Linked DNA regions of Homo sapiens: all the other regions are linked to region 2. Evidence: chromatin loops called from intact Hi-C (ENCODE). Cell type or tissue: A673. All regions are shown on one strand. Each heading gives the region's core, and the rest is flanking DNA. Links, peaks and the distances in the headings are about the cores only.

Region 1 (8,426 bases), core at 1,533-6,532, 190 kb after region 2:
ACGGAGAAGATATGCCCAAGACCTAAAGTGGTTAGCATAATGAACTTGAAACCAACTTTTATTTTAGAGAAAGCAAAATGACAGAGCTGAGGGAAGTCATGCGAAATATAGTGGCTGTGAGACCTTGAATATGCCGATGCCACAAAAGAACTAGATGATGGTAAATTACTATTATGGTAGTAAAAAGAGAGATGATGAGGATATGTTCTGACTCAGCAATTCTTGTCCCAGGCTTGTGGACCGTGTATCACTGGCAGAGATAAGTCTTGTCCAGGAGCCCTTGTGTGAACTCAGTGTTGTCCCTTCTCCAACAGGGCCCTCCCCTCCCCACAACCACCACCACTGAGTGCAGCACAAGCTATTCCTTTGGGGGCGCCCCCGCTGTGTCGGTCCCAGGCTTTTCCTTTCACCCCTTGTTGATTCATTGTTAAAAGGCTTTGGGAACGTATTAGACAAGGCAGCCAGTGGCTATTGAAGATGTACAACATTGAAATTCACTCGAAGTGTGGAGAGAAGTGCCGGTCCCAATAGAACCTTTTGCTAACATCAGGGTACAGGTGGAGTGACTGCTATTACTGACTCAAAACACCAGAGCAGAAAGGAAAAGGAAAGAGGGAGAGCTTGCCTGGGTAAGGATGATCAGAAAGTGGGTAAAGGCATTCAGAGAGCTGTGAAGACAAGCAGAAGGCCTTGGAAGAAGCTACATTAACCTGCGATGTTCTGGAAATGCTCCACAGATTTCAGGATCAGTCCCTCTGGTGGGCATGATATTTCATTGTTTCCTTCTCGACGAACCAATTTCATATGAGAAAAATAAAATGCCTACTGGCTTCTGCAAATTTCTGGACATAAGCGTGAATCATTTGATCTAGAAATACATCCAGGTAAAAAACTTCACAATCTTTTTTTATGCTGATAACTTGAATAAAGTGTGGATAATTAGGAGTGTTGGCAGAATAAATACTTTAGGATTTTAAAAAAATTGTGCTTAGGCTCTCTTACTTATGGTACACCTTGAACAATAACAGATAGTGTTATATTCTCAGGGAAAAAATCCACATGGTCCTATATGGAAAAATGAATGGCAATGCCACTTACATTCCTAGTATATCTGAATTTTAAAAACTGATTTCCATCCATAATGTACAAATCTATATTTACCTCCATGTTCTGTGAAATATATCTATACTTGGATCTTGCTCAGATGTCTCCTAAAGAAGATGTTCTCAAGGCTAAGTTAAGTGGTGAGGATTTTCAACGCCCTATAAGCATTCAAAGTATTTAAAAAATATTTTTGGTAATTTGAAGTCATCAGAAAATATTGTTCCTATTAATAACAAATGTAACTTTCTGGGTTTTGTTGTTGTATAAATGGATATAAAACAGTAAAAGCATTGATGGAGAACCAATACTTTAAACAATAGCCAACGGGTAATATTAGATAACTCTTTTTGTCTTAGTTAAAACACAATTGTTACAGGAAAGGGGTCCCAAACCAGAACCCAAGAGAAGGTTCTTGGATCTCACACAAGAAAGAATTCAGGGTGGGTCCATAGAGTAAATTGAAAGCAAGTTTATCAGGAAAGTAAAGGAATGAAAGAATGGCTAGTCCATAGACAGAGCAGCCCCGAGAGCTTCTGGTTGCCCATTTTTATAGTTATTTTTTGATGATATGCTAAACAAGGTGTGAGTTATTCATGCCTCCCCTTTTTAGACCATATAGGGTAACTTCCTGACATTACCATGGCATTTGTAGATGGTCATGGCACTGGTGGGAATACAGCAATGAGGACAACCAGAGGTCGCTCTCATTGCCATCTTGGTTTTGGTGGGTTTTGGCTGGCTTCTTTACTGCAACCTGTTTTATCAGCAAGGTCTTTATGACCTATCTTGTGCCAACCTCCTATCACATCCTGTGACTTAGAATGCCTTAACCATCTGGGAATGCATCCCAGTAGGTCTCAGCCTCATTTTACCCAGCCTCTATTCAAGATGTAATTGCTCTTGTTCGAACGCTTCTGACACAATCATGCTTAGCCCACCAATTCTCCAAGCCACCAAACTGACTTTCCTTTCCTAAGGTTCTTGTGTCCACCCAAATTTCCAAAGTACACGTCCAGTCCAAAGGGTCAGTCCTATTTTTCATCATTTAAAAAAGATGGACTGATGTTCCATCTTTTTGCTGAAAGCATTCCCTCTGGAGGTCTCCAACAGTCTCCTGATACCAAGGCAGTGAGCCTGGACTGCCAATCCTGCAGCACCCAGTGACACAGCTTTCACAGAAACACACTCAAGTCTACTTCCCTGGGGCACACCCAGAGTGACAAAGGCATCTCTAGAGGGGGTACATGATGTTTCCAGAAGTGGTTCTCTTCAGACACATTTTCTGTCTGGATGCTGAACCTTGGTCATTGGTCACTGGTCTGGGATATCTGAGATCCTTCTTTCTTTCTTTTTCTTTTTTTTTTTTTTTGGATACTCTCACAAACTCTGCCTGTGTTTTACTAACGATTCACTTCTGTCAAGACCAATGGAAGAAACGAGGCTTAAGCATTTTGAATTCAAAGAGATAGGAGTTGGTTTATGAATGCTTTCCTCCCTGAAGACTGATGCCCAGGCAAATTTAGCTCCAGCCTCTTCTTTAAGACAAAAGCAAAGCTTCCAGAGAGCAAAGGATGTGCAACCACAAACACAACCTCATGTCTACACGGTTGGGCTCCTGGCGGGCTAGACCCAAAAGAAAAAAGAAAGAAGATTCTAATTGCTTCCAATTGCTTCACATCTACATAACTAAAGGAGACAGTCAGATGATTCTTCCATAAATGAAGGAAGTTTGCTTCAAAGTGACTTGCAGCATTGAAGAAGCAATGTTCTAAGCAAGGGGAAGAAGGGACCAGTGGTGACATTATGGAATTGTTTAGTTACCATTTATGAAGTGCTAACTCTGTGTTTTATACCTCTGTAGTTATTTCCACTCAATATTTCAACCAATCCAACATTATGAAATATTGAGAGAATACAATATAAAATACAGTGTGTAAAATACAAATGAGAGTACTGAAATCAATCGTTAACTTCAATAACTTGTCCAAAGCCAAATCTGGGGTTCCAAAATCTACTATTATCTTTAGGGCATGCTTCATCTAGTACATGTTACATACATGTGATAATGCTTTCTAAGTATATATTTTATATATATATATATGAGATTTTCATATATAAGATTTACCCCAGGGATACAGGTTCTTAACCCCATTTTACAGATGAGAAAACATAGACTTAGAAAGCTTGTTACTTACTTAAGATCAAAGACCTCAAAAAACCCAGACATTATCACTATCTCACCTGCATTCTAATTTCTTCACCTGATTTTCTTACTAATAATTTTGGATTAACTAGCATGGGATTTATTATGCAATGTAGTAGCTAAAAACAAACAAACAAAAAACAACTCCATTAAACCATGTTTAACATGTACTGGATGAAGCATGCCCTAAAGATAATAGTTATATATTATCAGATATATATAATATATATTTTTTATATATATATATATATATATATATATATATCTGAACATGATGAAACACCTTGACCAGTCTGTTTTTCCTGTAGGTCCATGAAGTAGGTGGCTGTGTCTGTCTCGTTTACAGTTTTATTGCAAATGCCTAGCATGCTGCCTGACACGTTGCAAGTACTCAGTAAATATTTCATGAATAAACGATTGTTGAATAAATTAAGAGATACATAAAATCATTGCAATAGAGAAAAAAATGCTAATTTTTCAAGTTCATTACCCTGCCAGAAAGACTGCCATTGTGTCCTTGCTAATACTGAACAGATCCTTTTGTAGAAAATTCAAATTTTATTACAAAATGCAAATAAAGGTGAGAGCTACATAGTTATTGATGATTAAAATAAAACATAAAATTTGATGTTGAAACCTTTAGAGGAGTTCAAATGATTTTATAAAATGCAAGGAAATATTATAGAAGCAGCTAATGCCAAGTCGTACTAGGAATGAAACTCACAAGTCTCAGTCTACAGAAAACACGGTACATGTGCCACCATTTGGTGAGATTATGGAGTTGCAAATAATTATTGCTAATTTCACATCACACTATTATAGGGAAGTTCCTTGCATAATGTAATAATTTATATTATTTAAAATTGGAAATAATGTTTATGGTGTTTACAGCATGGCTAAAATTACGCATAGAATTGTAAAATATAAATCCATGAGTTTAAAACGTTACAAGAGTCACATTTTCAGTTTGAAGACACTTAAGCAATTGTGAAATAAGTCGAAGGAAAGATTTTTGCTTACCTGACCACTAATAGTGGTTGTACATGTTCAATTTCTAACCAGTATAAACAGAGCCAAAGAGATTCAGAGCCGTGTGGCATCATTTATCGTCAAAGTTGACGGGACCCAAGAGGCTACACTGTTTTGATGTCTGAGGCTTGACCTTACACTAATGAGAACGGATTTTCTTATGTGGGTCCTAAATTGACTCTGACGTCAGTTCCCAAAGAGGAGCTCCAGAAATGAATTGAACAGAGAAAACATCCTAGGAATAAGTGTATTTTCTAATGAGGGGACGCCATTATTGGACAAGGAGCTCCAGGTTACCTCAAAATCAATTCTATGAAGAGAGAGTCTCACTAGCGATCATTTTTGTGGTAAAATCCCCCAATTCTGCCTGACTCTCTCGTAAGGCTTTTCTTTTTTTCCTTTTCTTGTGTTTTTGTTGTTGGTGGTGGTGGTGATGATGGTGTTGGTTTTGGAGACAGTGTCTCGCTCTGTCACCCAGGCTGGAACGCAGTGGTGCGATCTCGGCTCACTGCAAGCTCCGCCTCCCGGGTTCAAGTGCTTCTCCTGCCTCAGCCTCCCGAGTAGCTGGGATTACAGGCACCTGCCGCCACGCCCGGCTAATTTATTTTGTGTGTGTGTATTTTTTTGTTTGTTTTTTGTTTATTTTTAGGGGTTTCGCCATGTTGTCCAGGGTGGTCTCCAACCCCTGAGCTCAGGTGATCCACCTGCCTCCGCCTATCAAAGGCTTGGAGGGATTACAGGCGTGAGCCACCGCACCCGGCCTCCTGTAAGGCTTTTCTGGCTAGGCTTTCTCTCTCCTACAGACGCGTTTAGTCCTCTCCATGGAAGAGGACAGTGCCCCGCGCAGACAGGCTCCCTGGGAAAGCTAAGCAGTACCAGCTATAGGCGACCACAAAGAAAAAGGTGTTTGGGGTAAAATTTTTAACTCTGCCTACCTATCGGCTCTTTCTTCCATCTGATTATTCTGCCACTTGTTGATTTTGCCACTTGTTGATTCCGAGCAAGAGCAACTTTAGAAAATTATACGGTCTGATAAATATCAGGGTTTTTTTCCAATTTGTTTTTGTTTCCTGATTATCTAATTCACACTTAAAAAAAAAAAGGCCAAGTGGGTGATGGCTCACATCTGTAATACCAGCACTTCAGGAGGCTGAGGCAGGATAGACAAAAAAAAAAAAAAAAAGTAATAGCTGTGTGTGGTGGCATGTACTTGTCATCCCAGCTACTCAGGAGGCCAAGGCAGGAGGATTGCTTGAGGCCAGGAGTTCGAGACCAGCCTGGGCAACATAGGGAGACTGTCTCAAAAAAAAAATTAAAAAAAAAATGAAATTAGCAGGAGTGGTGGTATGTGCCTGTAGTCCCAGCCTAGCTGATTAGGACGCCCAGGTGGGAGGATCCTGTGAGCCTGGTAGGTGGAGGCTGCAGGAGCCGTGATTGCGCCACTTCACTCCAGCCTGCACTTCAGCCTCCGCAACTACAGCGAGACCCTGTCTCAGGAAAAAGAAAAAAAAAAAAAAAAAAAAGCTCTATGCTTAGCTTAGCATGCACAGAATAAAAAAAATTAGAGCAGTACAGAAGTTCAGTTTTGATATATATGTTTTAAGGTAAAATTTATTTCTCTAACATACTTAAAGCTTACATGGGTAGTTGCTGAAAAATTCTGGGTTATGAGATATAATTCAATTCTCCTGAATAAATCAATTCAATGTGTTATATTGATGGAATAAATAAGTTGTATGTTGAGTAAGAAATATTAGAATTGTGCTGAACAGCTAATGAATTCTCTGGAATTGTATCCCATCTGTAGACAACCATTTGGATGTACTTCTAAGAACTATCATATAAAATGAGCATAGTCCCTATCTAACTATTTGACACGTATGAAAACAAATAACGCCTCTGTGAATGAATAAACTTCTCCAATTTGGAGGCAAGATTCCTTAACTTTAGCTATAGAATTGAGAATCATATCATATATGCCGTTAGTTAATAATAAAATTTAAAATATCATGTAGTTCAGGAAGAATAATCTATCCTATTCTGAACAGAAGTCATACCTGTTCAGGCCATAGTGATAAGTGTTTGGTGAAGACAGACACTAAATCAAGTATTTTTAACTTAAGATTATCATATTTATTAAAAGAAATTCGTGGTATTACAGGCTTTATATGCAAGTAGTTTAATGAATTCTGTTTGTACCTCATTGTTTCTGGAGAATATATAAAGCATATCTTAGTAGTTAAAGAACTTATGCAATTTCTGGAAATTAAAACAATAGTCTATGATTACTTCAAAAATCCAAAGTGATATATAGTTGAGTTTTTCTTGATTCAAATAATATAATATCATTTTGTTATTTATAACATTGATGTTGCTAAATAATCAGTAAGAATTCAAAAATTAAAATAATAGAGCTGTTTTGTTTCCACTTACGTGTGCTGTTTGCAAAAATGCAGCTACATAGGGTGTTTTGTACCCAGGTTTGATGAGAACTTTGTCAACCATCTGCACTGTCTGATTCCATAAGAGTGACAATCTAAAGCCTCTGAAGATTTCACCTTTATGTAAAGGTTCTGCACAATTTTCTTGTTGGTAAATATTACATTTTAGCATGAAAATGCCCTGATATGTATTGGGTGAAATTTTTCTAGTTTCAAATGTTTGGTCAGTAATGGCATACTAAAGCAATAAAGAAAATGAAATTAGAAGGAAGAAAAAAAGAACTCCAGAAAATGAAATAGTAGAATAAAAGTTAAATAAAAATAAAATTAAGACTAGATTTTGAACTCCAAGCCATAGGAATTTTTATTAGAAAGAAGATTTCTATGTGGATTTTAACCCCATCAAATATGAATATAGTAAATATAAACACTATTTTAGAACCACTTTAGCAACTCTTTAACTTCTGATATAAATGTGTATTTTAAATTATTTTAAAACTTTAAAATTATCAGTTAAACTGTGATTACCGCAAACACTTGATTATTTCAAGTAGTCAGGAAAAGGGTCCTGAACATATGTGTCAAATATATTATAAAATTGTTATATATCTAGGGCTCTCTGCAGATCTCAGAAACGTATGCATACTGTTTATCTTAAATTAGTTTACTTTTGCTTTCTTGCTTCAATATATATTAGTAGTACCAAACATTTTTTTGGCTGACTTTACTTATTTTGAAAGTAAGCACCTGGATTAATAAATCACCCGAAAGTATTCTTTGTGCATTCCCTGTTGTTTTCCTTACAAAGAAATTCAAAGAATTAGCAAAAATTGGTGTCATCATTTGTTTTAGAGTGGTTGGCTTTGAATGGTTACTTTTATTGTACAGCCTACCATAAATTCATGACGCATGAAAATTTATTAGCTAAATGTCGTAACGGTATGTTTATCATCAAAAGTCAATTGGGAATGGGGGTGGGATCTGGTGTAGATTTGAAGACTCTTTTAGCACCTAAGTGCTAAAAGCACTTTACACATTTTAAGTTATTTTTTCATAACTCATCCTCGTTTTTATAAGTGTGAGATAGGAATGGAAGAAAAGGTAAACCTGCACCATCTAGAGTTTATAAAGCTGAAAATGGACCTTCAAAAGTCGATGTACCAATACAGATTTGAATAGTTTCCAGGTGTTACCGTGCCAACAACAGCACCTGGATTTATTTTGTTCTCATCTTTTTTGGATTAAGTTTCAATGTTACAGCCACAAGGTGCTCAAAATTTTGATGTGTGCCTATCCACTGCCATTTGCTCCTTCAGAAACAAGTAACAGCCAGACAAATCCCAAATTACTTGATGACAGGCCCCTGAAACTACACTTCTGTTTTATTTACCCTTATCATTTTCCAAGGAGAAAATCACAGAGCCCGTAGAGCTGGCCATGATGTAAGGTTGCACTGACAGTCCAAACGTGGCTTGCTTTATCCCCTCAATTCTCTCCTTGTTTCTTCTATGCACCCAATATATTAAAATATTCAACTGTGGGACTTATTCCCATTCATATTTGGACAGAGAAAAGAGAGCAACTCAGGCCACAAATAAATTGCCAATAGTGTCCTTTCTCCATTTTTTCTGTGGCTGGCTCACAGGTTC
Region 2 (8,426 bases), core at 2,296-7,295:
TTATAATTCTATATATATAGGTATAGATATGACTATGACGTACACATAAATTTAGATCTAAATAGAGGTAATACTTGAATGTTTGTTAGAGCACAGGTTGTCTTTGGTTTGTCACTTCAACTCTGGTACAGGGTTGTAAGCATCTGCAAGTGGATGAATTTCCAAGCATAATTATTACTATAATGTCATCCTCAGGATCAATGTTACAGAAAAGACCTCTAGGTTAAAACAACATATGCTATGTATGTGTCTTTAAAACATGTTTTTAAATGACTAAATGTCTTTGCTTGAGAGTTAATGCTAACACGAAGTATGGGGACAAAAGCACTGTAGTTAAGTTTTGGGCCATTAATAGCTCAAGTCACAGCGATTGATAAGATTTATCTATTCTGCTTACCAGCTATCTGGTAGTACAGTGTGCCATAGTGATTATAATTGCTATTATGTTTGCTCCTGCAAAATTACCAATGATAATAGTGAACTCACACAGAGAACTTACTGGGTTCAGCACTGGGGTAAGAGTTCTCATTTAACCTCACAACCAATACATGGTGTAGATTCTATGATTAGCACCATTTAGTAGAAGAGTTGGACAACTGATAAAGAACATTGTCAAGGCTTCAAGCCAAGGTCTCAGACATAAGGGATTATGATCCTAAAGACAGCATGATGGGGCCTCTAGACTGTATCAGAAGAAAAAGTTTAAAGGAATTCATTGAAAATGAGATAATGGAAAAAAGTAGAAACAGCATGTCTCATAGGCCTGTTCCTTATAACATGATTAACAGCAGGATAGTAGTGTAAATAATATTAGTGCTTATAAATGAACTGTGATTTTTGGTTCTGGCTTGAACTAATGCTAGTTTTTCATAAGCCTTGCTATTGTAGAAAAAGAAGAATCTCCATTTCCCTTTTATTCTATCAACTTTTTTTTTTTTTATCATGACAAGCAACAGAGGTGAAGCCTATGGTCCAGAAGCATTTGATGAGGGAGTGGGGAAGATCTTTCTAATTTACAGGATTTTACAAAAGAATTTGGCATATTCCCAAATTGAAGAACCAAGCATATTAAAACTAAACATTTTCCCATAAACTATGAAACTTTTCATTGTGATGGATTCTCATTATGTCCCAGCATGCAAATATTTCTTTTGTACTGTGCAAATAGCAATAGTCTTAAAATTTATGCATATATAATGAATGGAACTACTACAGTAGCAGGTCACTCCCCTGCAAAGTGACTAAAAGTGATGCATATTCTGTAAGGAGATATATTTAAATTTTCTGTCAAGTGAAATGTCTCTGGTGTTTTGTTCTTCAATATAATGGGATTCATTTTTGCAGAATTCTTACAGGTACACAAGTGTAGCTATAGCAACACGAGGCTGAGCACTTTGTTTCCTAAAGCACACGTCTCCGTGTAACTAGGCAGAGCCATATTTCTTGAGGTATGTTGCCCTATGCATCTGAAATAAGGAACCAGTTTTCAGTCTCAATTTCACTCTCCTTAAATTAGAATATAACTATCATTTTAATGTGGAAAATTTGTCAAATTACCATAGTGCTGCGAAAGAATCTTCTATATTTGGCTGTCTCTTCCTCTATTTTTTTAATACTAAGTGAGCATATACTTGGATCTGTAAATAACTGAGTACATAAAGTCGCTGAACACTAGGGCAGAGCACTGCTGAATCCCAAGTGCTAAGAGCTTGTTTTCTTGTCATTTGACATCTTCGTTCAAATGTAAAACATTTTTCACAACCAAAATTTCAAAACAAATTATGTAATAAATTGTCTTTGTTTACTGAAAAATATAAGCAAAAGAAAGCCAGCTGAATTGTGGAATGTATAGCGTTAAGGAAGAAGAAAGTTATGAGATAGTGTAGAACAGTCACCATGCCAGGTAGCCCATTTTTATTCTGTTTCTGCCAGAAACCACTTAGCTTCTTAGAAATGAAGAACCTGGTGCAGAGTGGCTCATGCCTATAATCCCAACATTTTGGGGGGTCAAAGTGGGCAGATTGCTTGAGCCCAGAAGTTTGAGACCAGCCTGGCCAACATGGCAAAACCCTGTCTCTGGCCAACATGGCAAAACCCTGTCTCTATCAAAAAACAAACAAACAAACAAAAAATTGCCTGGCACGGTGGCACGCACCTGTAGTCTCAGCTACTTGGAAGACTGAGGTAGGGGAATCATCTGAGCATGGGACGTCAAGGCTGCATGAAGAGCTGTGGCTGCACCACCAAACTCCAGCCTGGGTGACAGAGTGAGACCCTATCAAAAAAAAAAAAAAAAAAAGAAAGAAAGAAAGAAAAGAAAAGAAATGAAGATTCATGATTTGAGCATGTAGAGATGGGAATGGAACAGGTGACACTAATTTATTCTTTGCCTTCTTTGCAACTTTGGTACTTTAGACGGTAGCTGATTTTCAAGAGTGATGTGGGATTTCAAGAGTTATAGAGGATTTTGCAATTAACTATTAGGTAGACATAGACCTTTATTATATGTTTTATTTTTCGATGCTCCAGAGGCTCTATATCTCTGTGTCTGCAAACTAAATGCATATGAGCACATACTTCTGGCCTCTGATAGTTTGCATGGACCCTCTTGTTTGACAGTGTAAAACTCTGAATCTCCTGCATTCAGGCTGTTACTGCTGATGAGTCTTGTCTAGTTTCTTTTTTTTTTTTTCCTGAAATCACTTTTATTAAAAAGAATGCCATATAAAACATGTGTAATTGAATTATGTCAGCTTTCAAATTTACTATTTTTCAAACTTTAACTTAAAGCAAAAAAAAAGAGATAAATGTTAATATTCAATTAGCTTATGTTTTTGAATTTCTACTTTTATTTTAGATTCAGGGGGTTAATGTGCACGTTTGTTACATGGTTATATTTTGTGATGCTGAGGTTTGGAGTTTCTCTTATTCTAAAAAAATGGGACCTTTAAATTTAAAATGCCAGCAGCAACTATCAATGCAATTATGATCTATAGAAAGAAGTTGGAAGATAAATTATACATTTAAAGCAGAACGTATAAAAACACAGATCTGAATTGAAACTACTTGTCTGTTAATCTTTGTTTATTGATTGCATGCATTTGGCCTTATTTGTTTAATAAGTCTTTTCTCATTATAAAGTCAAAGTGTGCTCTAGTCAAAATTTTGAAAATGTAGAAGTGCATAAAAATATTACTCATAAACTTACCCATTAAAACTAGATAATAATGATGCCAACATGTTATTTTAAGATAACAATTCTAAAACATGTCTTACCTTGTACAATCTGTTAAAAAAAAACTACTTCATAGTTTAAATCAAGAACTCTGTCATATTCACAATGCCCCTTTTGAAAATCTTACTAAACATATTCTTATATTCTTATATTATACTTACATTTAAAAATATTTTACCACTTTTCATTCTAGATATTTAAACATTTAAGATGTGTCAAAGGCAAAATAACAGCAAATTTAGTTTAAATATCTAATGGTTTTCAGAGGTTCTAGAATCAGGCAACACATCATTTTATAAAATAAAATAAATGTTCAGATGAGCTGAGCCGAGGAAATTGGTTTCATAGGCAGGAAAGGTCTGAAGAAGGCAGAAATGGTGAATAAAAAGCAGATGAATCATTTCAAAGTGACTTCTCTTATGGGGTTAAAATCAGAGAGGACTTCCTTATTATGCTAACAAAGTTCAACTGGACTTTCCTGTTTTTTTTGGAAAACTGGGCAGTTTCAAAATTCAATTTGAGTAGGTGGCACTTAGCATATGTGACTCCATTCTAGTTTGATCTGGTCTGCTGGGGCCTAGGGCAGGAGGCTGGTCCAAAACAATGGCCTCCCATAAACTTTCTTTAACAGGTGCTAAAACTCATTTGTATCATTTTGTATTGTATACTATATAATGTTACACTTATTTTTATAATAAATGCAAGAGAATAGTTTTCTCCCTTCTATTTGATTCCATTTGTTTTTTACCCCACTCATAAGCTTCTCTTGGGAAAGAACCAATTTGACGCCAATGCCCAAACACCTCTGAGTCCACAAAGAAACAGAGAGTACAACCTTCTTTGGCTAGGTTTGAATTATTAAAGAAGAGGTTTAAAAATATTTCTTGCGTCTCTCTGTGATATACTGGAAGCCTTCTGCTTCTCTCCATCTTCATAAAAGCTACTATTCAAACTGCTTCTCTTAAATTCACCTAAAGAGGTATACCTTCACTGTGAGAATGAGTATTAGTCTTCCAAAGTTTGTTTAGCTACTATTATTATTTCCATTGATTTTACACAAAGATAAAGAAAATAGCTAGAGTTGGCAAGGAGATTAAATGTATAAATATATACAAAAAAAGAAAATTCTGACTGCTTTGTTAATATGTACAAAAAGAAAATTCTGACTGTTGGAAAATTCTGACTGCTTTGAAAATATATACAAAAAAAGAAAATTCTGACTGCTTTGAAAATTCTGACTGCTTTAATAGACCGTATAAGATTAAAACCTACATATAGCCTCTTCAGATTTTACAGTATTTCTTTCTGATGGATAATTTTAAGGTTTAATGTATATAATCACGTGCTACACCATTACAAGGTAAATATCAGAATTTATTATTGCCAGGTAGATATGAAACTGAGACTCACATCTAAATTCAACCAAAGATACTTGTTTCTCAGTGTGTTTGTGCCAAATCAAATATAGTGACATTATCCACAGATGTATAAAGAAGAGACGGTTTTCTCTGCAGCCCACAAATGTGTGGTGAAGCTCCCTCTCCTTTAGAGGGCGCAAGTTGGCTGCCAGCTCCCTGCTGCCTAGTCAGTGACGATTTCCTGTTTCCAGTGACTAGAATCCTGCCTGCCTGGAGTTAGAAATGACCAGCACGGTAGGAGGATGGAAGATCTATAATATTAAACTTCTATGTGTTTTTTCTACCTACGCCTTGCTTTTATATCCAACTGGGATTTCTGGCCCCAAGTTTCACTTATTTATCCACGAAAGGCAATATCAAGCAGAGACTGGGTTTATGCTACTGAAACTTAACATTTCATACAGGTAATTTATGAAAGTATATCAACCCTGGAAGAGGATTTTTGAACTTCAGAATTCCCTAATAATTTTGCTGCTGAAAGAAATTTGCTCTTGGCTTTCAGAGTTTAGAGAATATAGTTGCAGATATCAATTTAATTCGGTATTTGAGTGCCTACTACATGCAAAACATTTTGCTAGATTTCTTGAAGGATGCATGAAATAAGCTTATATTCATTATATGGTCATTACTTTAAACTAATAACTAATTTTTTTTTAGCATTTGCTCTCCCAGGCGTTGTACTTATATTCAACGTTTCATTTAATAAATTCTCATAATAATATTTTGTGATAGACATCTTTACTATTCCTAAGTATAAAAAGGAGACAAAAAGGCTAAATAACTTGCCAGATATCATAGCTTATTATATTAAAGGTGTTCAGTAAGGTGTATGTAGATATTAAAATCATCCTGCCTTCAAGGTTTTAGCGATCAAGTAGGAAAGACAAGAATAAAGAGAAAAAAATAAAGTATAGGTACAGCAAATGCCATAAGAAATGAGAAAAATGCTATGGAAACACTGATATGGGGGCAGTTAACTTGGTCTGAAAAACAAGAGGCTGAGGAAAGTTCTAGAGAAAGAAAGCAATCTTTCAAGCCTGACTTTGACGTATGAATAGAACTTCCATAGCTAAGACAGTTATGGCTGGGCAGAGTGGCTCACTCCTGTAATCCCAGCACTTTGGGAGTCCGTGGCAGGTGGATCACTTGAGGTCAGGTGCTTGAGACCAGTCTGGCCAACATAGTGAAACCCCTTCTCTACCAAAAAACACAAAAATTAGCCGGGCATGGTGGCGCATGCCTGTAGTCCCAGCTGCTCGGGGGGCTGAGGTGGGAGGATTGCTTGAGCCCATTGAGGTGGGAGGTTGCAGTGAGCCAAGATTGTGCCACTGCACTCCAGCCTGGGCAACAGAGTGAGACTCTGTCTCAAAAAAAAAAAAAAAAAAAAAAAAAAAAAGACAAAGTCAGGAAGGAAAGAAAGGGCAAAGCCGAAAGACATTGCAAACTATGAGAATAGCAGGAACAAAGAGGTTGGGAAGTACAAATTATACATGGCCCCTACCTGAATAGTTCAGTAGGCAGGTATGGATCTGCAGAGGAGGATGAGGCTATACAAATATTTTTGTTGAATGGTTTTGGATGCACTGAATGCCAAGTCAAAGCATAAGCGATGACTTTTAGAACGGCTCTTTTGTTATTCAGTTGTGTGTGTCTCAATAACCACAGTAAACATTATCAAAACTAACACATGACAGGGTACTTACTTTTCAGAAACCTTTTTCCACTATTTTAGGGAATTCTCTGCTAAAGAAAAGAAATCATAGGCAGGTAAGTGAGAGAGAGTTCTTAGGACTTCAATGGAGTGGTAGCTTCTGGAATAGGAGTGAGGCATTCCTGATACTCCAAAAGTTAGGAAACTCAGGACAATTATGTATGACGTTAAATTGTTTTCCGTTTTGAATTTACACTCCAAAATTTTAGACTGGAAAACTCATTTGTTTCTCACAGATATTGCTTCCTCCATTTTCATCCTGTTGTCCATAGCTAAAACTATGGCCCTATGCTTAGGATTAGAGAAGAATCCTTATCTTTCAAACTGCTTTTTAAAATTAAACAAATGAAATATTGATTCTTCATTTCACAGATATATTATTCAAACAAAATTCAAAGCTAATATTAGGATATAGATTACTTGTAAATAATCAATACCTATTCAACATTATTTGACACTAAAGATTGATAAATATTTGTAAATATCAAGCTTTTCAGAACCTTGAAACATGGCCTAAATTGCAGTTGATCTTGCCATTATCCTTTAAGTGATCTTCATCATTTATTTTATAATCATTTTTATTGCTTTGTTTTATATTTCCTGAAGGAGAATTAAAGTTGTTATTTCAAAACAAGGAAGAAGTTATTTATAGTGCTTTATTTGCTACACATGAAAATATTTAATCTAAATATAATATTTAAGGCTAAAATGTTGGATTTGAGTTCTTGAGTTTTTAAGCTATGTTCTTATCATTATCAACTGAAGGTTGTATACATGAGCAATATATTAAAAATATTTTGTCAATATATTTCTATAGTTAGAAATATATATTGATCATAGATGCTCTTGGATTTGCAATAGGATTACATGCAGATAAACACATTATAAGTTGAAAATAGCATAAATCAAAAGTACATTTCAGCAACCTCATTGTAACCAAGGAGGATACTGAATGCATATAGCTTCCACATTGTCAAAAAGTCAAAAAAAAAACAAAGAACCATAAGTCAAACCATTGTAAGTTAAGGACCCTCTTTATAAATTTTTCTTTTGATAACTGAGAATAGAGTAAAATACCATGAGTTTATTATTTGCTTATAAGATTTTAAATATTTTAATCTTGGATTTGTATTACATTTGAACTCCTGCAGATATGCTGGTGATAATATAATTTTTTTAAAAAACTCTTATTGTAAAGAAACCTCATTAGTAGTTTAGGCGTTTTTGACATCCTGTAGGTGGCCATTTTCCACATTCTATTTTCCTCAGGAAAATAAATTATGAATCATTTAGTAAATTGAAATTACAAGGAAATGGGAAGCTAATACAGGAAAATAACCAGATGTAGATTTAGGACCTTTCTTGGATGTGCTCAAGAAGAGTGACCTTAGACAATTATTTGAAAGACTGCTTCCTGCTCATCTTTTACTCGCAGGTCTTACTCCTGTCAAAGAACAAAATTTCAACAAATTGAGTTTTTAAAGATCTAATTAGCTTTTATTAGTGATTCATGAACTGAGCAGCATCCAGTCTATAAAGTACACAGGAGCTCCTCTGCATCTGATAGAAAAGTCAGTTTGTGTAAGGCAGCTGGAGCAGGAACAAGGGAACAGCCTAGTGCACAAAGTGGACTGGTCAGTATCAGGTTACTTCACGTTACTTTCCTTGCATGGGTTACAGCACAGGAAGCCCTTACCATAGCAGCTCAGGCTGACTGGACCCCTTCAGATTGGTTGCTGTGAGTCTCCTGGCTTTTTTTTTTTTCCATGAAACCAGCCTACATGGAAATCTGACTTTCACCTCTCCCCTGATTTCTTAGAAGGTCACATCTTACAAGTAAACAGCTTGGTTTTGGTTTGGTGACATGGGACCTTAACCTGAGTGACTCCATTTTGGGTTGGTCTGTTAGGGTGTAGTACAGAAGCACAGTCCAAATCAATGGCTTCCCATAGATTTTATTAACACTTGTTCACTCAGTATTTATCATACACTGTTGTTGCATTTCTTGTGGTTCCCTGGAAGACTTGATAGATGAATTTGTACTCCATTTTGCCTTTTTCCT
Region 3 (8,426 bases), core at 1,533-6,532, 120 kb after region 2:
ATATCTCAACAGAAACAGAATTTAGCAATCCAATGTAGAGGAAGTATTACATACATCTCAGGAAGAGAGGGAGGAAAGAAAAAATTCAGAAATGAAAGGACTTATTAGGATGTCATGAACCAAAACACCCTGAACAAAGCTTCAGCTAAGAGTCCTAAATAAATAAAACAAAGATGTTAATGGAATATGATTCAAAATAAGTCTAAGAAATTATGCATGCTGTTAAAACTGCCTATTCAGTTTGTATTTTAATGTTTCAACTTTTCTGTCCTAAATTTGTGACTCACCTGGGACTTTGTGTTTAACAAACACTCTTTATATTTTGTTTATGAGCAAAAATTTCTAAAGGCAAAATTTTATTACAGTGTAGGATTATTAGAAAGAAGAGATGACACAAGAGTTTATTTCCATCTATTTATTTATTTATTTGCATTTTCATCAGGAAAGGTATTGTAAGATTCAAAATAGTACACTATAAAACAACTAAAAATAATAATGTAGAGAAAATTACTGTATTTTTTGGATGTATTTGTCCTCCTATCCTACCCAATTATATATTTACACACATACACACGCACACACGCATATCACTGAGCAACAAATCTTGCTTCTGTCTTTAAGTAGAAGATCTCAAGAAAATAATTTAACCTATTAACTTTGGTTTCATTTTCTATAATATTAAAATGTTAAATTAGAAGGTCAGTATCATTTATTTGTTTGCTTTTTGGAAATACCAAAGTTTCTGCCATTTAAAAAAATACAGGAATATCATAAAGAGTGAAGAGTTTCTGGAGAAAGAAATATTAAATGGAAATAAAAAATAACAAAATAAAAGAGCTTGAGAGATAAGGCCCAGTTTGAAATGACCGGACTGTGTGTCTCCTGAATTGTTTCATGTCACAAAAGGCTTTTGACGTTGAGTTAATGTTCTGGCCCTACTTACACTTTTCTCCTCCTTAGATCACAGAGCTGGAGGAGGAATTAGTATAGCAGTCTTAGCTTAGACCGAAGGCGTATAATCCTAGAAGTCAAAATAAATTTCAACAGGGTTATTTCTAACTAGAATAATGGTCATGTGACTTAGAGGCCTCTGGCTTTGAAGACCTCACAAACATATGTGGAAAATGAAGCTATAAAGAGCTATGAAAGGTGACAAAAGAAAAAGTGAGATAAGCACATCCTATAATTAAACATTTGCATCCAAGACCAAAGCATTCCTCTTTTTAAATCTTATTTTCAAAATTATAATTAGAGTATTTGCTTACAGATTTTCATATTTCAATACAATCACAATAGTTTGTTTGTTTGTTTATTTTGTTTTGTTTTTGGAGATGGAGTCTTACTCCGTCACCAAGGCTGGAGTGCAGTGGCGCAACCTCAGCTCACTGCAACCTCTGCCTCCTGGTATCAAGCGATTCTTGTGCCTCTGCCTCCCAATAAAATCACAATAGTTATTCAACTTTAGTGAGCATTCGAATCATCTGGAAGGTTTGCTGAAACTCAGCTTGTTGCCCACCAACCCCAGGATTTCTGACTCAGAGGGTGTTGAAAAGGCCTGAGAAGGTGCATTCTAACAAGTTCCCAGGGATGATGATGATGTTGCCGTTCTAGGAACACATTTTGAGCAGCATTCGTCAAAAGTTTTATTCAAATAGAGTAATTTTTGAATCACATGTAGAAATATCACAGCATCCTAAGCCAGCTAATTTATTTCCTATCATTCTGCTAGATTTAAGGGTTATTTTTTAATGTACAGTAACCCAGTAGAATGTGTAAATTTCCAAATGTCTTAAAACACACTTTAAAAGGCTATCGTTGTATCATATTTTTAAAAATGTTGCGATGTTATAGCATTCATTCTCAAACATATAATACCGGTGATTGAGTACCACAGCCTACACATTTGTATTCTCTGTGTCCTGGGGATTCAGACATGAATAAATGATCCATGTGTCTGCTTTGGCGGAACTCAGTGGATACTGACAGGTAAATGGGAGAACAGACCAGAAAGACACAAACGGCAGAGTGCTGTCTTGTAAAGACGAACAAAGGACTGGGATTGTGCCAGGCTGGGGCAGTGGTGCTCTTCACGTAGAAGCCCTTATTCAAACAGAAGCCTTATTTGGCTGGCTCTTAAAAGTGAATAGGAATATTCTGGACTAAGAAAGGGAAAGGATCCCCCAAACAGATGGAAAAATATATACAACCCTATTTTGTGATTTAAAAATATGCTACCTCAACCGTCAATCTAATTTTGGAAATTAGATGTATATGTCTAAGATAACGTGCATTAGCAATATGCAGCTATTTATTTTATTAGCATTACATTTTAAAAGAGAATGAAACAGATCTGAAAGTGTGTGTCAGTATTAAATATCCTGGTAAAGGGTTCGGTCCACAATTGCTGAAAGATTCAAGTCAATAGCATGATTCTTTTAAAGGGAAGTAAATCAGGGAAGGCTCCCTGGAGGAGGTGTCTTCGCCAGTTCTCACAGAACATTTGGGATTTGAGTGCAGGCTCTACAGGGAGAGCAGGGTGAGTATAGATAGTCCCCAATTTGCAAGATAACAACACAAGGGCCATGAACGTTTTTCTGATCCTGAACTATTTTCAGAGTATCTCTGCCAGTGTAATATACTAAAAAGAAAAAGGGATATTTTTCTGTCTATGCATTACAATAGTAGATTGCTTTGTATTGGATTTGGGGTGTTTAAAGGGCCACCCTACCATAAATCCTTTGACATTTATATTTTCACATGATATAACATTTATGATTTTGGCAATGAAGAATGAGTTTCACTCCAACTGCTAATAGCTCCCGTTAGTCTTTTTTAACTTAAAAGAAGAAAAACTAACAAGTTTCTGTCTCTCACAAACCAAAACAATAGGCTCTTTCTAAAAAGCTGTCATCGAAAAAAATAAACAAGAGAAATCCTTATTAATGGTAAAGGAAGATTTTTGTGTGTGTTCCAAACTATTTTTAAATGCCTTTCATCTTGGGGATCCTGTGACTGAGGGACTTGCTCTCCTTACTTTAATCAGTGAAGGAGAATGAGCTGGCCAGGGGGGCCTGGCTGGATGGAGGGTGGGACTCTGCTGCTGCGCAGGCCAGCCTGAGCCTGCTACATGCCAGTAAGTCAAGGTCGATATAATGATTTCTGAACAAAGAGATGAATGTCTTTGCCAATCCCCTTGGTGTTATCCAGACCACATCTTCCCTGCACTAACACGTAATTGTAAGTTTATTTTTTGCTAGTCTCTGTCTCTTCAAAGGAGGGCTGTATTTAGGCAAAAATAATTATTAAGATGGAATTCACATTTGACTGTTGTTTCACTTTGCTGCTGAAAGGGAATTTTACCACCGCCCCATCTGCTTTGAAGATGGCAATAAAGTCAGCAAGTTATACTCTCTTCCTGAATTAGTTCCTAATTAATTTTGTATTTTAGATTTACTACCTGTCTTCCCTTCTCAGTTTAAAGCCCTCCCCTTACATCTGCTTCTCGCACAGTCCACGAGCCAAGAAGGCAGAGATAGTGCCAGCTATGAAAAGAAACAATAGCAATTAGGATGAAGTGGTGTTCGTTCCTTGAAGAAAGCTATGTGCTCAGCTGAAGGATAGTTAGAAAGCTCGCTTCATAGCCCTTATGTGAGGAAAAAGGATCTAGGGTGAGTGATTGTATTTCCAAGAGTTCAGCAGTCAGAGAACCTGCCTGCCAAACTGTTTAATCCTACTCTTATGTGTTCTTAGATTTAACAGGGTCAACTGGAATCGTTATTTGTTGGTGCATTTAAGGAGTACAAATGCATTTTATGTGAGCAAAGGGTTAACTGATTTGGGACTAGTGATGACATTTTTTGAGAAAGTGGGGAAACCTTAAGCATTTTTCCACCTGGTTTGGATCTGTGCAAGACTGCCTTCCAAAAAAAAGAAAAAAGTAAAGGCGTTGTTCTGGCTCTAATGGCATCGTGAAACCAGGAAGGATGCGTTAGTCTTGGGAGACCCTGGGCCCTTCTGGCAATGACTCCTTTCACCTTCCCTCCCACTTCCTCATACCCTGTAAAAGAGACGGCACTCTATTCCAAGAGTGACAAGCTGGGAGTTAGGAGTCTTTTTTCTTTCTTTCCTTCCTTCCTTCCTTCCTTCCTTCCTTCCTTCCTTCCTTCCTTCCTTCCTTCCTCCCTTCCTTTCTTTTTTTGAGATGGAGTGTCACTCTGTTGCCCAGGCTGGAGTGCAGTGGCATGATCTTGGCTCACTGCAAGCTCCGCCTCCCGGGTTCAAGCTATTCTCCTGCCTCAGCCTCCCGAGTAGCTGGGATTACAGACGCCCGGCTAATTTTAGTATTTTTAGGAGAGACGGCGTTTCACCGTGTTGGCCAAGCTGATCTCGAACTCCTGACTTCAGGTGATTCACCCGCCTCGGCCTCTCGAAGTACTGGGATTACAGGCGTGAGCCACTGCGCCTGGCCAGGAATAATTTTTAATGGCATCTCTGTGAGTGAGACCCACTTAGAAAAAGGGGGCGCTTCATTACACTTCAGGTCTGACAATAACATTGGTCCCTACAGGGTTGTTTTGTTATAATGGTGAAGAGAAAACAGCTGCTACCCATCGGGCCCCCGGTGTGTACAGGATCTGCCCCTTCTCCCTCGGCCTGTGTGGCTTTACTCCAGGGACTCCAGTTTCCTCCCACATCCCCAAGAGGTGTCCTTTAGCCCTTTGAGCTGGTGCGTCCTCAGGGCCCAGTGTGAGTGTGGGGGCGTGTGAATGAGTGTGAGTGTGACAGTGGGTGTGGGTGAGTGTGGGTGACCGGGAGGGAGTTTGGGTGAATGCAGGTGAGGGTGAATGTGGGTGAGTGTGGGTGAGCAGGAGGGAGTGTGGGTGAGTGGGTGAGTGAAGGTGTTTGTGGGTGAGGGTGAGTGGGTGAGGGTGAGTGTGGGAGTGGGTGACTGTGAATGTGAGAGTGGGTGTGGGTGAATACAGGTGAGTGGGAGGAAGTGGGGGGTGAGAGTGTGAGAGTGTGAGGGTGAGTGTGGGTGACTGTAGGTGAGTGAGGGTGACTGGGTGTGAGTGAGGGTGAGTGTGGGTGAGATGAGGTGAGGGTGTGAGTGTGGGGGTGAGGGTGAATGCAGATGAATGTGAATGTGTGAGGGTGAGTGTGACTGGGTGAGTGTGGGTGTGTGTGAGGGTCAGTGAGGTTGAGTGAGGGTGTGTGAGGGTGAGTGTGGGTGAGGGTCACTGAGTGTAGGTGATTGTGAGTGTGGGTGTGAGTGTGGGTGAGGGTGTATGAGTGAGGGTGCAGGTGTGTGGGTGAGAGTGGGTGATGGTGAGGGTGAGTGTGAGGGTGTGTGAGTGTGAGGGTGAGTGGGTGTAGGTGAGGGTGAGGGTGTGGGTGAATGTGAGTGGGTGGGTGTGTGGGTGAGGGTGTATGTGGGTGTGGGTGAGGGTGAGCATCAGTGTGGCTGAGTGTGCTTGGGTGGGTGAGTGAGGGTGAATGAGGGTGAGTTTGGGTCAGTGTGGGTGAGTGTGTAGGTGAGTGTGACAGAGTAAATGAGCAAGGGTGTGTGTGGGTCAGTGTGGGTGTGTGGGTATGTGTGAATGTGTGGGTGTGTGACTAAGGGTGAGTGTGAGTGAGTGTGGGTGAGGGTGAAAGTGAGTGTGAGTGAGGGTGAGGGTGTGTGGGTGTGTGGGTGACGGTGAGGGTGAGTGAGGGTGTGTGTGAATGTGATTGGGTGGGTGTGTGGGTGAGTGAGGGTGTGTGGGTGAGTGAGCATCGGTGTGGGTGTGATTGGGTGGGTGAGTGTGGGTGAGGGTGAATGAAGGTGAGTGAAGGTGAACGAGGGTGAGTGTGGGTGAGTGAGGGTGAATGAGGGTGAGTGTGGGTGAGTGAGGGTGAATGAGGGGGAGTAGGGGTGAGGGTGAATGAGGGGGAGTGTGGGTCAGTGTGGGTGCGTGTGTGAGAGTGAATGAGGGTGTTTCTGGGTGCGTGTGTGTGGGTGAGTGTGAGTGAGAGTGAATGAGTGAGGGTGTTTGTGGGTGCGTGTGTGTGGGTGAGTGGAGTGAGAGAATGAGTGAGGGTGTTTGTGGGTGCGTGTGAGTGTGTGGGTGAGTGTGAGTGAGAAAGAATGAGTGAGGGTGTTTGTGGGTGAGTGTGAGTGTGTGGGTAAGAGTGAGAGTGCATGAGTGAGGGTGTTTGTGGGTGCGTGTGAGTGTGTGGGTTAGTGTGAGCGAGAGTGAACGAGTGTGTTTTTTGGGTGCGTGTGAGTGTGTGGGTGAGTGTGAATGAGAGTGAATGAGTGAGGGTGTTTATGGGTGAGTGTGGGTGTCAGTGGGTGGCTCCAGCCACCTGGGACCCTGGACTGGAATAAGTTGGTGAATAATTATCTTACTTGTTTTGATTAATCCTTCTTAAATGTATGTCCAGCTCACATTTATTTAAATGTTTATATGAAAATGTTTTGGTCTTTATTTAGAAGTTTGCTGATGTTTAGGAGACCAGAAATATGCCCTAGTAGCTAAAATCTTGTTCATATCAATTAGCCTATGGGAAAATTGCTCTCATTATACGTTGTTTTGCTTAAAGTCACAGTTTCCAAGAACCTATCAATGATGTTAAGTGAAGACTTACTGTAATTAGCTTAGCTGCCGTGAGCTACCTAGGAAAACCTAATTTAATAAATATCAGCTGCTAAAACATTCTTATTGCCTGGTTTTCACTATTCATTAATTCAATATTTAATATTCATTAATTCATTTGAGAGATACATAGTGAGTTTCTAATCTGTGTCAGGTATGTGGCAGGTGCTGTGTACACACTAATCAATAAAATCCACATGGCTCCTGTCCTCATGGGATCTATGGGCTAGTAGTATATGATCATTATGCGTAATAGACAATTAATATATTCAAAATAATGTAAGACAAAATGTGCAGTGTGACATGTCTCCTGAAGGAAGGTAGGAACAAGCTTTTGAATAAAAGCATTCCCCACACATAGTATACTTTTCTCATCTTTCTTGAGGCTTGAGGGTGGGATGAGGATGATTTAAATACAAACAGAATTTCTCAAATCTTCTCTAAATGGCGAAATCTGATTTTGGATTAGAAAGTCATACTTCTTTCTGCCGGCTGGGCGCGGTGGCTCACGTCTGTAATCCCAGTACTTTGGGAGGTCGAGGCGGGCAGATCACGAGGTCAAGAGATCGAGACCATGGTGGCGGGAGCCTGTAGTCCCAGCTACTCGGGAGGCTGAGGCAGGGGAATGGCGTGAACCTGGCGGACGGAGCTTGCAGTGAGCCGAGATCGCACCACTGCACTCCAGCCTGGGCGACAGAGCGAGACTCCGTCTCAAAAAAAAAAAAAAAAAAAAAAAAAAAAAAAAGAAAGAAGAAAGTCATACTTCTTTCTGTGCTAGTTTGAAGAGCACATTCCCAGGAGGGGCACTCACCGCACACCCTTGCGACAGTTTCAGGACTGGAATCAGCCCTGCATCGCCTTCAACAAATATTTACCCGGTGCCTACAGACATCGGCCCGGGGACTGGGAATAACAGACGTCAGGAAGATTTTCAATGTCATAGTTTGAAATATAAATGATCTCTAGCAGCAATTCATTTGGCTAGAAAACCCAAATTATTAAAATATTCCATTCTCAAAGCAGTCTGTTAGTAAATCATATTTTCCTCCAGCACTTGCTTCTATCCTTAAAAAATGGCCATGAACCATAGCAGTGGTTATGAATTCATTCATAATTTACTAGATAAAGGTCAGTTGCATTTTAAGACACATTAATTTAAATTATAACGTTAGTTGTAAATTGGGATATTTTCCCAAATAAATGATCAGTAATATTTTAAACACAAAATTTTACCCTAAAACCCTAACAAAAGGCGGATTTCAAAGACCTGCAAAACACTCACCTCATATAACCTTCTCACATACAGCATTTTAAATATTTGTGTTTAAATAGGACATACGTTTACAAACCTTCTTTTCACCCGTAAGAGAGTTAAAGATTTTGTGATATACTTGTTTGCTTAATTACGAGGAAAGCCGCAAATGTTTTAAATATAAATTTAACCTACTATGCTTTTCTTGGGTTTGGTGACCACAGTAACATTTTAGGAATTTTAAAATCCTTGGGCCATCAAAGTTTCACACAGTGACTGAAGCCATAGTTTGGGACTCAGTATACTAAAGAGTAAGTTCTCATCACTTATGCATTTGAAATGTTAAAGACTTTATTTTGAATGCACTGAGGCATATTAAAAATAAAATGGAATTTTTTATGCTAGAGATACAGCCAAGGAGTTATGTTCAATGTCATTTTGAATTTTTCCCAAATCTGAGGAGGGAATCCCTCAGGTAACATTTGAAACATTTTGAGCACTTGTATTTCTAAAAGAGGTACTTAAAATAAACAACCAAA

What was found. A loop is a pair of places that touch in the nucleus more often than their neighbours do. Peaks named below come from ENCODE experiments on the same cell type or tissue, not always from the same donor. Only the 100,000 strongest peaks of a DNase experiment are listed, where the experiment ranks them.
Region 1: a loop joins it to region 2, with 4 times the contacts of the local background. A loop is called at or near these places in 2 of 110 quality-filtered maps.
Region 3: it touches region 2 in a loop (6-fold over the local background); 3 of 110 quality-filtered maps call a loop at or near these places.

Annotation. Positions count from the first base shown.
Region 1 is chr4:180,637,639-180,646,064 of GRCh38, forward strand. No RefSeq gene overlaps it. Among named protein-coding and RNA genes, the nearest start is that of LINC00290, 520 kb to the right of the region's middle. RefSeq lists an enhancer at 2,475-3,161. In A673, for the core only: a CTCF peak has its summit at 4,074; no DNase peak of the experiment used is centred there.
Region 2 is chr4:180,444,788-180,453,213 of GRCh38, forward strand. The region is part of intron 2 of LOC105377567 (a long non-coding RNA gene); the gene reads left to right. Among named protein-coding and RNA genes, the nearest start is that of LINC00290, 710 kb to the right of the region's middle. In A673, for the core only: a CTCF peak has its summit at 4,777; a DNase peak (open chromatin) is centred at 4,814; H3K4me3 peaks cover 853 bases; H3K27ac peaks cover 429 bases.
Region 3 is chr4:180,561,111-180,569,536 of GRCh38, forward strand. No RefSeq gene overlaps it. Among named protein-coding and RNA genes, the nearest start is that of LINC00290, 590 kb to the right of the region's middle. In A673, for the core only: no CTCF peak of the experiment used is centred there; DNase peaks (open chromatin) are centred at 3,181, 4,011, 4,361 and 4,521; H3K4me3 peaks cover 2,281 bases; H3K27ac peaks cover 4,788 bases.